Linked DNA regions of Homo sapiens: region 2 is linked to region 1. A link is a contact called in ENCODE Hi-C or POLR2A ChIA-PET data. All regions are on one chromosome and are shown on one strand. Each heading gives the region's core, a stretch centred on a gene start or an enhancer-like site at or near the end of the contact. The rest is flanking DNA. Distances are from core to core; before and after follow the strand shown.

Region 1 (6,500 bases), core at 2,719-5,218:
AACTTATATGAGGTACCTGATTTGTCAAAATCATGAATGCAGAAAGTAGAATGGTGGTTGCCAGGGGGTGGGGGAGGGGAGACTGAGAAGTTGCTGTTTAATGCATATAGAGCCTCTGTTTTGCAAGATGAAACAAGTTTCTGGAGATTGGTTGTATGATGTGAATACACTTAATGCTACTGAACATTACAATGGTTAGGATGGTAAATTTTATGTGTATTTTACCATAATTATCAACAACAACAAAAACCCAAAGTGTATATTGTGCATCTCCCATAGCTATGGGACATCCCTGTGGATGTGTCCATCGGCGGGGACAAAAAGATACAGGGTTGAGGTCAAAATGCAGGCCAGGGAAAGAGGAAGATAGGACAGTCCGAACAGGGGCGTCACAGCCAGAGAGGCTGATGGCATGGAAGAGGGCTCCCCATGGACGGGAATGCATGTGCAGAAGGCATCTTGGGTGGGAGTTGTCGGAGGCAGGCAGGGAACCTGCCTGGAAGTGAGACTTCCATGCCTTCAGAAAATGCATCTCACCTGGTTTATTCCTGCACAAGCACACACTCTTTCCAAACTGTCTGAAGAGAATGAGCAATGCTGTATGAGGCAATGAAAAAATGAAAACAAACCCAGAAGCTGCTTTTTAAAAAGATAATATACAGATATATGTGTTCTTACATATGACACGGTCAGCAGTTCTTATACGAATTGTGGCTTTTTTTTTTTTTTTTTTGACAGGCTCTCCCTCTGCCACCCAGGCTGGAGTACAGTGACGCAATCATGGCTCACTGCAGCCTCGACCTCCTGGGCTCAAGTGATCCTCCCGCCTCAGCCTCTTGAGTAGCTGGGACCACAGACACACACCACCACGCCAAGCTAACTTTTTGTATAATGAGAGATGGGGTATCGTTATGTTGCCCAGGCTGGTCTCACACTCCTGGGCTCAAGAAATCTGCCTGCCTCGGTCTTTCAAAGTGCTGGGATTACAGGCGTGAGCCCCTGTACCTGGCCTAGGGATAATTTTTTAAATAAGCAAATGAAGACACACAGTGAAAAGAGTTGCACTCTTTCTGCTTTAACTGAAGATATCTTGGTTACTGTGGACAGTGAAAATTTACTAATATATATGCTTTTTTTCTCAAGTCTTCTGAATTTCCTGGTGCATAATGAATGTATTTGGGGATCAAGCCGGGGTCAGAGTGGTTTCTGTTTGTTGGCACCTCTGAAATGGCTGGATTGGTGTTGATAAGGAGATGGTGGGGAGGACCTTCAGCCCCTACATGCTGGTCGCTCAATCACAGACCCGTGGAGTTGGGGACAGAGTGCTCTGGCGCCACCTAGAGCCCGCCTACACTCCCGGTCCCTCTGGCTGAGTTTCAAGGGCTCCCAGAAGGACTTGAGTAGACTGAAGGCTGTGGTGTTTCCTCCTGCACAAGCCACGCACTCTTTAAACACTTTAAACCACCTTGTCCCTAGAACCGTGGGTCTCATGTGCAGGACAGACATGTTTCTGTGTATTCCCTTTCATCCTGCAGACTTGACGAGTGCCTTTCTTTCCCCAGTCTGCCTGGTTTTGTGATCATTCTCCCAAGCCATTATCATTTAAAAATTTTATTTATTTAATTCAAAAATTTTTTAAAGAGATGAAGTCTCATCATGTCACCCAGGCTGGTCTTGAACTCCTGGGCTCAAGCAATCCTCCCACCTCGGCCTCCCAAAGTGCTGGGATTACAGGCATGAGCCACCACACCCAGCCCAGGCCATTATCATTCTTCCAAAACATAATGTTTAGCCAATGCATACTATTCCTTTCATATAACAAAACACCATGGTATCGACAATATCGAGTTTTCTGGTACTCCAGATGGAATGATTCATTCTAATGGTGGGTTCCCCTGAAATCCCTTCCCCATGGATTGTATACCAAACTTCATTGAAACTTACTTCAATTTTTTAGAGTAATTTTATATGCTAGGTAGTGTTTGGGTTTTTTTTTTTTTTTTTTTAAAGGACAGGGTTTAGAACACAAATATAAAAAAATGCTAGGATGTCATTGAACATTAAGAACAACAGCTGTATGTTTGAGCCCAGGAGTTCAAGGCTGCAGCGAGCTATTATTGCACCACTGTTCTTCTGCCTGGGTGACAGAGCAAGACTCCATCTCTAAAAAAAAAGAAAGAACAGATTAGATATCAAATATCCTGTTTTATTTTTAAAAGGAATTATTACAAGAACTGCTTCAATGAAATCTTTATTATTCACAAAGAGCAGAATTCCTTCCCTTCCCTCAAACTAAAAAAAAAAAAAAAAAAAAAGAAAAGAAAAAAAAAATCACGAGTGTTGGGTTATTTTCCTAACCTTTTAGAAGAAAGCAAAGAAGCACCTCCTCCCAAGACAAATAGTTTGTGTTTCGTGCCCCCAGCTAACTAAGTGCACAGTAAGAGCACTGGCTGGAGGCCAAGGCAGGGTCTGGGAGGGGAGGCGCCTTGGCCTGCTGGGAGCCTACGGTCTGAAACACAGGCCCACCTGGTCCCCCTGCCTGGAAACTGCGATGGGGGGCGGGGGGTGTTGGTGGTATTACATACGTGGGGGGCTTTTGGCCTACACTGGGAGCTGAGGAACGTTTTGTGGGAAAACAGATAAATAATAGTTTCTAAGGGCTTCTTGGAGATAAGGAAGAGCAGGTTTTGAAAGAAGAGTCTGCAGTTGGAAAGGCCTTGCAGATACCGGTCCAGGATGGGAAGCCCTGGAAACAGTCTGGGGGCCTCAGGGACTGTGACAAGCTTCCTGATGTCAGACCCCAGGGTCTGGGGAGAAGGGAATTTACCTGGCAATTGCTCACACTCTTCTAATCCTTTAAACAAAAACCACCTCTCTGCAAACATCAAATGAACCCCAGCTCTGACTCTGCTTCCTTCCTTTTCCTGCCAATCCTCCGGAAGGCTTCTTCCTCTCCCAGTCTGCCTGCACCTCCTGCCAGATCAGTCTCCCTGCATGCAACACAGCCCTGGCCAGGTCTTGCCCTCACTCTAGAACCATCAGCTGCTCCCAGTTTCCACAAAAGGAAGTCCATGCTCCTAGGTTCTCTGTGGTCTAGTCCAGGGGTTCTCAGAGCATGCTCCCTGGGCCGGCAGCGTCTGTAGCATCTAGGGTCTTGGCAGATAAAGCAAATTCTCATTTCCCCAAGACCAAGGAAGTCTGGGCTGCAGTGGGACAGGAGTGTCTGCACCACCTGAGCAGCTGTGTGTGAGCCACTGGGTGCTGGCCCCATCCTACGTTTCCACCTCCCTCTCCCAAGCCTCCCCCTCTACTGTTCTCACTAGAACTTCCAGCTATGGCTTCCAGCTTTGGAGCACCTAGTATGGCTGGCAGACGTTTATATCTGCCTCTCAAAACTGGCTCAGCTACAAAGGATCGCTCCGCTGGCCTGTCCTCAGCAAAGACTTTCCTGGATCAACTTCCACCCTTCCTTCCTCTCTGAGTCCGCACTTGTGAGAGCTCTTCAGCCCACTCAGCTGCAAGCTCCTGGAAGACGGGACCTAAAGGAATGATTTTAACCACGTGGTGGGAGTGCTTCTCACATACATCACATGAATGTATACAAGTACGCCAGAGCACTCTAGAAATGGTTAACTCTGCATGTATTTTCTATAAGAAAAGTCGCCCCCTAAAGGCACTGTGGGAAGATTTATATGCAGTGTCTTTTCCCAGGCAGTGGTGCGGCAATGCCTGCGTGAATGGTGACATCATGTCTGATAAAGTCTATGGTCCTAGGAGATAAGAGGCAAGTAGTTCCTGCTTTTAAACATGAAGAGAACTGAGGCAAGATAAAAATTCCCAAATGACCTAAGTAGCTGAAACTGAGACATCAGAGCCTCATTGTAAGCAAACGCCAGGGCCCAGCAGCAGCATTCACGTGGGGTGAGAGCCCCAGAGTTGCTCTCCACCTGGCCAGCCTGCCTGCCTCACCCCTAGCAAGAGCGTGCCCCGCCTCTGGCCTCCACCTCTGGTGTTCAACCTGGGTCCTATGGCAGAAAAGACTGCAGAGGAATGCCACAGAAGCCACAGGCAGAACCGAGCGGCACAGAACAGAGGAGTGGAGCAGACCCGAATGACTTGTTTTTCCCATTAACCTCTGTAATGTTCATTTCTATAAACCCATTACTGTTGGAAAGAAAAGGAAAAAAAAAGACGATCGCTGTCCCAGTATCCAAACCACTTGTGTTCAACCATATATATGCCCCAGGTGTCAAATCATCATTTCATTCAGCTTGATGTTTTAAAAAGGGCACCCACACAATTTCCTGGCTATGTTTCAACAGAATGAATTTGTTGGCAAAGAAACTCAGCACATTCAAGTGTGCAGTCATTAATATGACTCGTTTTATATAGCCCTAAGGATGAACACCACGGATATAAGAAAAAAGACACAAAAAGTTTAACTTGTTGAGTCAACATATCAGTATACACATGGCAAAAGCCATACCAAAAAAAAAAAAAAAAAAGCAACAAGGGATTGCAGACTGCTGTTCTCTAAATGCTATGCTATGTATAAAGCGCTCTAGCCATGTAAATAGACGCAAAGGGAAAGGAAAGAGATTTCAAGAAACAATCTCCCCTAGCCCTTTGTGGAATTCTGCCCACTAGAGCTCAGCAAACAATATCCCCACCTAGCCCTTTCTGATGTTCTGCTCATTACATAAAGCCCATAATAATTTACTGTATTTTTACTCAATTTGTCCTCAAATTCCCTTCCCAGAGCCCATGGTTACTCAAGGTACTAGAAGAGTTAAGAAGATACTCTTCATAGAAAAACAAAAACCAAGGTATAGAGAAGAGATACGAGGTTTAGGGAAAGTAACCAATAAAAGAGACTTTACAGTCACAGCACAGCAAAGAAACATTGAGCCCAGACCATGAAAAGAGATGAAACTCAGTGGCAAAATCGGGGAGGCAGAGGGAGGAAGGTCCACGAATTCCTCTGAATGCAAAGTTACAGGCACTACCACCACAGGTGAACTGAATGTGGCAGTAGTGAAATGCTATTACAACTAAATCACATTTCTCCAAAGGAAGCTTGTGCTTTTATTCCAAACTTTTTACAGATCCTATACACATTCAGAGAACTATTAAATACCACTGCACATGTGGTCACTATGGTAAGCCAGACGTCCACTCACATGGGATCGACATATGCCGAATGGCTGATAAAAATCTTCCCTTATTTGATCACTTATCATCTCACCGAGAGGGTGGCAGGCATCCTTTTCTTTGCAAGGGCATTGAGCCAGAGAACATTCCTCTGTGTCTTTACATTTAATAAACCACCATGTCATAGTTGGCAAATCAAAGTAGTGAAATCACTGAAGAAAGATCTGATTCCTTCCTCTTCTTTGTCATTTACTATAACTGCAGACCAATGACCTTGCTTTCCGTACTATTAAAGGCAAGCACACCCACAACCAGCAGAGTAAATGGTACAACTACCCTCCGTGGTGCAGAGAACTGTTGCTACCTGCCCTGTCCATGACGCTGGCTACCTTACCAAAACATGGTCTGGACGTCGGAACTACTCGAGTTATTTAATCAGCCCACTTCACCTCCCCATCAATGCTGTCATGACTACCATTCAGCAAAGCCTTCTGAGCACTCTCCTTAAACATGCCACTCCATTCCATTCCAAAGGCCTTTGGACTCTAACTGCCACAAACAGGCTTTCTTTAACAATAAAACCAAGTTATCAGGCAACTATTCTAAATGGTTTTTATGAGGATTTGGTTCTAAAAGTACCTTCAGATAGCCAAGACGTAGGAACGCATCTTGCAGTTGGGGACAGGAGGGGTTTGAGTGTGTGTGGGTGGGAGGGAGACATGGGATGAAGTTGTTTTCATTATGGAGCATTTTCTTTGTGTGAATAAATTAGCAAGTGACATTAAAACAAACAAACAACAACAACAAAAAAAACAGGCTTTTGTTACAGATAAGGTATGCCCCTCACTTTGTAGAAAGGGCCAAGGCTGTGTCGGGTACTTCATTTCTTCCCCCAAACTCTCCCACCTTGGAACCAATGGGTGTTAGTGGTAACCGGGCTTGAGGTGACAGTTCTAAGAAGAGGCGACATTTACTCCGCCTTTATGACCTGCCGGGCAGCCATCGCTCATGGCTCTGCCAATATCACCTCTCCCTGCCCCTTGGCAACACACTGAAAGCACGTTTGTCTCCATCTGGACAAAGCGGCCAGTGCAGGGCAGAGCATGCCACAGCGTGCCAGTGCCACCACAGCCAAGGACGGGATGGACAGAGAGGGGACCCGCTCAGTGTGCTCCATGTGGGACAGACAGAGCCTTTGGGGACGTCTCGACCTGCAAAGGCCTCATCTACCTGTCCTTTAGGGGTGACTGCAAGGGCGAGTGGCACACTGGACAGAAGCCACATGTGGGCCTCCTGCCCTGCTAAGCCCACTAAGAGGTCAGCACGTGATCCCAGGGGCCCTTGGTGTC
Region 2 (6,500 bases), core at 2,844-5,343, 85 kb before region 1:
AGTTCAGGCCGAGGCAGGCAGATAGCTTGAGCTCAGGAGTTCGAGACCAGCCTGGGCAACACGGTGAAATGCTGTCTCTACAAAATACAAAATCCAGCTTGGCATGGTGGCGTGCACCTGTAGTCCCAGCTACTCTCCAGGTTGAGGTTGGAGGATCACTTGAGCTTGGGAGGTGGAGGTTGCAGTGAGCTAAGATTGCACCACTGCACTCCAGCTGGGCGACATTGAGACCCTGTCTCAAAAAAAGAAAAAAAAAACAACAGAAATAGTAAAAACAACCAATACATTGGTCAACCCTAATTCTCCTTTTTCACTCTAGAAATCAACAATTGGAGAAAAGAACGAAGCATTTACTCTCCCTTTTTTTGGGTGTGCACTGAATTTTAGAGTAACCAAATAGCCATAGTTGATGAGGGAAAACTTTTTTTTTTTAGAGATGGGGTCTCGCCCAGGCTGGTCTCCAACTCTTGGGCTCAAGAGAGTCTCCCACCTCAGCCTCCCAAGTAGCTGGGACCATAGACCCTCACACAAAAGCATCCCAGCTGATATATCTGGCTAGAATGTTCACATTAGAAAGTCACCACTTGCAGCTTTGGGAGGTCGAGACAGGAGGATTGCTTGAGGACAGGAGTGGGAGACCAGCCTGGGCAACATAGTGAGATCCCATCTCTACAAAAACTTATTAGAAATTAGCTGGGCATGGTGGCACACACCTCCCGTCCCAGCTACTTGGAAGGCTAAGGCGGGAGGGTTGCAGGTTGCTTGAGCTCAAGAGTGTGAGATTACGGTGACCCATGATCCTGCCACTGCACTCTAACCTGGGCGACAGAGATTCCTGTAGGAAGAAGGGAGGGAGGGAAGTAGGGAGGGAGAGAAGGAGGAGAGGAGGGAGGGAGGGAAGGAGAAAAGGAGGGAAGGAGGGAGGACGAGAAGGAGGGAAGAGGGGAGGGAAAGAAGAGAAGGAAGGAAGGAGGGAGGGAGAGAAGGAGGGAAGGAGGGAAGGAGGGAAGGAGGGAGAGATGGAGAGAGGGAAGGAGGGAAAGAGAAACAGAGGGAAAGAATTAGGGAAGGAGGGAAGAAGAGAAAGATGGAAGAAGAGAAAGAGGGAAGAAGGGAGAAAGAGAAGGAGGAAAAAGGGAGGGAGAGGAGGGGAGGGAGGGAGGGATGGAATGAAGGAGGAACAGAGGGAGGGGGGGAGAGAGGAAGAGAAAAAGAGAAGGAGGGAAGGAGGGAGGGAGAGAATGAAAGGAGGAAAGGAGGAAAGGAGGGAAGGAAGGAAGGGAGAGAGGGAAGAAGGGAAGGAAGGGAACGAGGGAGAGAGGGAGGGGGAGGGATGGAAGAAAGGAAAGGTCACCACTCGCAATCCTCAGTGCGATAATTTATTCTAACAAGGACCATCAATAGATGAAACCATTAGGGTTGGGTGGAAGTTTTATGAAGCAACTTACAAAAGGGATCAGGCGTTCCCTTCATGGATCCACTGATCAATGTTAGCATCACTGAAAGGGATAATGACCATGTACCCCTGGCATAGTGCAGTCAGCAGGAAGTACGTGGTACCACCTATGAAATACTCTTCCTGAGAACTGACCAGGACTCTAATCAAGCCTCTAGAGGTAACGAGTTAAATTAATCCACTTTCTTCAGCAAATCAAAATCATTTATTAAAAAGGCACATGAGGTCAGGCACGGTGGTTCTCACATGTAATCTCAGTGCTTGGGAGGCTGAGGCAAGAGGATCGCTTGAGCCCAGGAGTTCAAGACCTGCCTGGGCAACATGGCAAGACCTCATCTTTATAAAAATACAAAAAATTAGGCAGGCATGGTGGTGCACGCTTGTAGTCCCATCTACTTTGGAGGTTGAGGTGGGAGGCTCACCAGAGCCTGGAGGTCAAGGCTGCACCAATCCTTGATCATGCCACTGCACTCCAACCTGGGTGACAGAGTGAGACCCTGCCTCAGGGAAAAAAAAAAAAAAAAAGGCAGAGGGGTTGCTCTGTGTGTGTGTGTGTGCGCGCGTGCACTGGGGGAGTGTTTTAGATGGACACTTCAGAGGCAGAGTGAGCACTTTGTGTGGGACAAATAAAACTACAGAATTATTTTTAAGGCATCTAAACATTCTGACTATTTCATAATGAGGAATAACTGCTCAGTTTTTTACATATATGGTTATGTGAGAAGTGTCCACTTTTTAAGAGTATATGGGGATGAAGGGACATGGTGTCTGGGACATGGTGTCTGGGGTTTGCTTTAAAATACTTAGGAAAAAGAGGCCGGGTGCAGTGGCTCACACCTGTAATCTCAGCACTTTGGGAGGCCGACGCAGGCGGATCACTTGAGGCCAGGAGTTTGAGACCAGCCTGGCCAACATGGTAAAACCCCAATATTTTTAAAAATACAAAAATTAGCCAGGCATGGTGGCAGGTGCCTGTAATCCCAGCTGTTCGGGAGGCTGAGGCAGGAGAATCGCTTGAACCTGGGAGGCAGAGGTTGCAGTGAGCTAAAATCACGCCACCGCACTCAAGTCCAGGCGACAGAGCAAGACTCTGTCTCAAAAAAAAAAAAAAACTTGGGAAAAAGAAACATAGATTAGAAAGGTAAAAGAATGGAAAGAGAAAGCAGAAGTGCCCTAATCTCAGTAACTGTGGAGTCTGGCAATGGGTGTGTGGAGATTCCTTATGCTATCCTCTCTACTTTTGCACATTTTAGAAAACTTTATATGGTAGGGAGATGTTATTACCATGACATAGAAAATAAGGTCCATTCTTGGTTTTTTGTTTATTGGAGTTTTTTTAAAGAGTCAGGGTCTTGTTATATGGCCCAGGCTGGAGTGCAGTGGTGCCATCACGTCTCACTGGAGCTTCCAACTCCTGGGCTCAAGTGATCCTCGCACTTCAGCCTCCCAAGTAACTAGAATCACAGCCACGCACCACCACACCCAGCTATTTTTTTTTTTTCTTGTAGAGACCAGGTCTTGCTATGCTGCCCAGGCTGGTCTTGAACTCCTGGCCTCAAGTGATCCTCCCACTTCGGCCTCCCAAAGTGCTGGGATTACAGGCGTAAGTCACCATGCCTGGCCTATGATTGTTTGTAGCAAAAGTTTAAGAGGGAAATGTGAGAAGTTAATGTACTCAGAAACTCTTATTTCCCTACTCTTAGTTTACAGGGTTGATTATTTGCTGTAGCCAACAATAATTAAAATTCAGATGCAATAAGACCAACTGGCAGGTGGGAAGACTTTTAAATAAAAGTTCTCAATTCAACCAACAAATCAGTGAGCCACATTCAGATACACAAGATAACAGAAGGAGGCAGTTGGCCACCTTCTGTCCCAAACTACCCATGCCACGGTCTTGAGTCGTTGGAAATATTTGGTAGAGCATGCTAATAACATTTTCCATAAACTCCCAGAAATCTTAGATTTGCAAAGCCAATGCAACCAGGAAATTCACATTTCTGAAATACCAGGATGCACTTGGCCGTACGGGGGACATTTGTAAAACAGAGAAAACATCCCAGTTAACAGCATCGGCAAGACACCTATCCCTGCCACTTGAATGGCAGTGCCAACTTCCTGCACATCTGGCTTGAAGGGCATTTGGAGAGATGGCAGGAAGGTGATCCCCTGTGAGTTTATGACGGCATCGTAGTTCTGGAGCACAGCAATTAAGTTAAAGACACCAGCAGCAATGTTGAGAATTCCTGAAACAACGAATGAATTGTAGGTGTCCTCCTCAAACATTCTCATGGACATGTTTCTAAGTGCAAACATGTTAAAGGCTCTCCCGAAGAATCCGAAAATGCTGGCAGTCAGTAGGAAGCGTTGAGCCATGGAAATTTCAAAAGGGAGAAAGGTGTCCTGGTAGCTGTATCGGTAACAAAATTTGGTTGTGGTGCTGTTGGTGCGACGCCGGTAAATGCAGACTCTAAATATTCCCACGCAGGCGATTCCAGGGGGGTAGAGCGAGGTGTCTTTCATGTACCATATTCGCCACTCCACGAGGCCCGTGGACGTAGAGGAGAGGATCCATCCTATGGTGGTAAGGGCGAAGACTGAAAATTGGCAGTCGGCACTGTTGCAGAACCAGACCATGGTGGCAGCGCACCCAGGAAACTACAAACAAATACAGAGCATGGTGAGCGGGGGGACCCTGGGACCTGGGACAGCCTCCCATGGGTGAGTAGCGCCAAGAGGGAGGTGTTGTATTGGAGAAAGGAGACACTAGACCCTCTAGATCTGCTGGTGGGAGTGCAGTCTGAGCAAACTTTGTGCAGGGCCGCTCCGCGATATTTCCCGAAAGCTTTAAAATGCACACACCTTCAGACTGGCAGTTCCACTTCTGGGCATTGGTGCAAAGACATGAATAAGGTCGGCCACAAATATGTAGCCACAAAGATGGTCCTCACAGCATTGCTTGTAATATTGGAAACCGGGGAACAACGTCAAGTCCAACAACAGGGCTTGGTGAAGGAATTTATGCTATGTCCACGCGATGGAGCTATACGCCAACATTGACAATACAAATGGAATCATACAAGGTATAAGAGTTTTGTGTGGCTCTTTTCACATGGCACGTTTCCAAGGGTCATCCATGTTGCAGCAGGTATGAGAAGGTTGTCCCTTTTCATTGCTGAATGGTGTTCCATTGTGTGGGTAGACCACAGTTTGTTCATTCATCAGCTTTTGGACATTTGGTTTGGTGCCATGTTTTGGCCATTATAAACTATGCTGTCATGAACACTTGAATATAAAAGTTTGTATGGGCATATGTCCTTGTTTATCTGGTGTAGATGCCTAGGAGTGAAATTGGTGGTTCATATGTTAAGTGCGCATTTAACTTTTTGTAAATTGCTCAACTGTTTTCCCACGTGGCTGCACCATTTTATATTCCCACCAGCAATGATGGAGGTTCCAGTTTCTTCATATTTTCTCCAACATTTGGTATTTTTAATGTTTTTCATGACAGCCATTCTAGTTGACATTCTGTGTGACCAAAAGGGAGGTGTCCGTAATATTTCAAATACAAATTACATGTTTCAAAATAATATGTACGATATAATCATAGATACAAATCGAACTGAAAATCTACATCCTAAGCTATTAGGAGACATTTTTAACTGGGTTTGAGAGATTCTGAGTTTTTTCTAAGCTATTTGGATTGTGAAGGGTCACACACATATAGAAAAGCACACAAGTGTGCAGCTCAATGAACGATGGTGGGGTGAACACCCATGGAGCCAGCATTTCATTTCAGATACACAATATTCCCACTTCCTTGCTTGCTTTCATAGTTTTGTCATCTCAGCATGCATCCCCACACATCTTACTTCTATTTTGCCTGTTTTTCAAAATGGGGATCATACGGTCAATGCTTTTGTGTGACTGGTTTCTTTCACGCAATGTTGTGTCCATTTATGACACTCAGATTGTAATTTTTTAAAGGTGCCTGGCTGTTCAGTATTTTCAAATATTTCTGCAATAAGCATGATTATTTAAAACAAGAAAACAATAAAAAATATTTCACAAAACAGTTGTCTCGGGAAACTTGCTTGAGCCGAGGAGTTTGAGACCAGCCTGGGCAGCATAGCAAGACCATGTCTCCAATAAAATGTTGTCAAGCAATGGAAGATTCATTAGTTTGAGTACATAAATACACTTTACTACCTAGTATATGTTAAAATGAAGCCAATCATTTATTATAATACTTTGCAGATAGTAAAGTAGAAAAAGATTTAGTAACGTGAGAAAATGTCCATGGTGGGTTGGATCTAAAATGCAGATAACAAACTCGTTAGTATCTATAGTAGTATCATCTTATTTTTGCCTATCATAAAATAGGCTGGGAAGACAAAACAAGATGCATCTGAATATTAGGATTACTGGTGATTTCTCTTTTCGTGTCTTAAGGTCTATTACTTTTTTAATTGGAAAAAATGGTGAGCATACAGAGACACAAACATAAAAGTGTATTAATTAATTATTACCAAGAGTAAGGCCAGGCATGGTGGCTCACACCTGTAATCCCAGCATTTTGGGAGGCCGAATAGGGCAGATCTCTTGAGGTCAGGAGTTTGAGCCCGGCTTTGCCAACATGGTGAAACCCCATCTCTGCTAAAAATACAAAAATTAGCCGGGCATGGTGGTGCACGCCTGTAGTCCCAGCTACTCGGGAGGCTGAGGCAGGAGAATCGCTTGAACTCGGGAGTTGTAGGCTGCAGTAAGCAGAGATAGAGCCACTGCACTCCAGCCTGGGCAACAGAGCCAGACTCCGCCTAAAAAAAAAATTATTATCAAGAGTAATAAAAACATGGCTGTCTCCTGACCCAATCTCCTATTTCTTGGAACCAATTCTAGTGGACAAATCAGAGAAGTGGGATCAAAGTGTCTGGGCACTGATGCTCACCAGGGGTGTTGTTGACACTAGGAATAAGAGAAATCTGGAGACAAGTAATATGTGAAGCAATACGGATGCTTAAGTACATTTCATAATTCCAGGTGA

What was found. A loop is a pair of places that touch in the nucleus more often than their neighbours do. ChIA-PET counts read pairs that join two places held with the same protein, here RNA polymerase II (POLR2A). Pooled maps may share reads with other maps.
Region 2: a map of Panc1 shows a loop between it and region 1 (10-fold over the local background). The contact joins the promoter of CLDN34 here to the enhancer-like site in region 1. A Hi-C loop is called at or near these places in 5 of 168 maps with a recorded cell type or tissue (GM12878, IMR-90, K562 and 2 more), 2 of 37 single-sample maps with no recorded cell type and 9 of 50 pooled maps. POLR2A ChIA-PET finds 5 or more read pairs at or near these places in 4 of 52 experiments (AG04449, AG04450, SK-N-SH and 1 more).

Annotation. Positions count from the first base shown.
Region 1 is chrX:9,880,184-9,886,683 of GRCh38, reverse strand. All of the region lies in intron 2 of SHROOM2 (shroom family member 2), which reads right to left. Among named protein-coding and RNA genes, the nearest start is that of CLDN34, 84 kb to the left of the region's middle. Within about 2 kb of position 3,968, at least 2 of the 41 ENCODE cell types and tissues checked have a DNase peak (open chromatin) inside an H3K27ac peak, as active enhancers do; they include endothelial cell of umbilical vein, where a contact is called at or near this core.
Region 2 is chrX:9,964,951-9,971,450 of GRCh38, reverse strand. CLDN34 (claudin 34) reads right to left here and starts at 4,093. Exons shown (of 1, transcript NM_001195081.2): 1 at 3,099-4,093. The coding sequence starts at 4,093. The coding sequence ends at 3,449.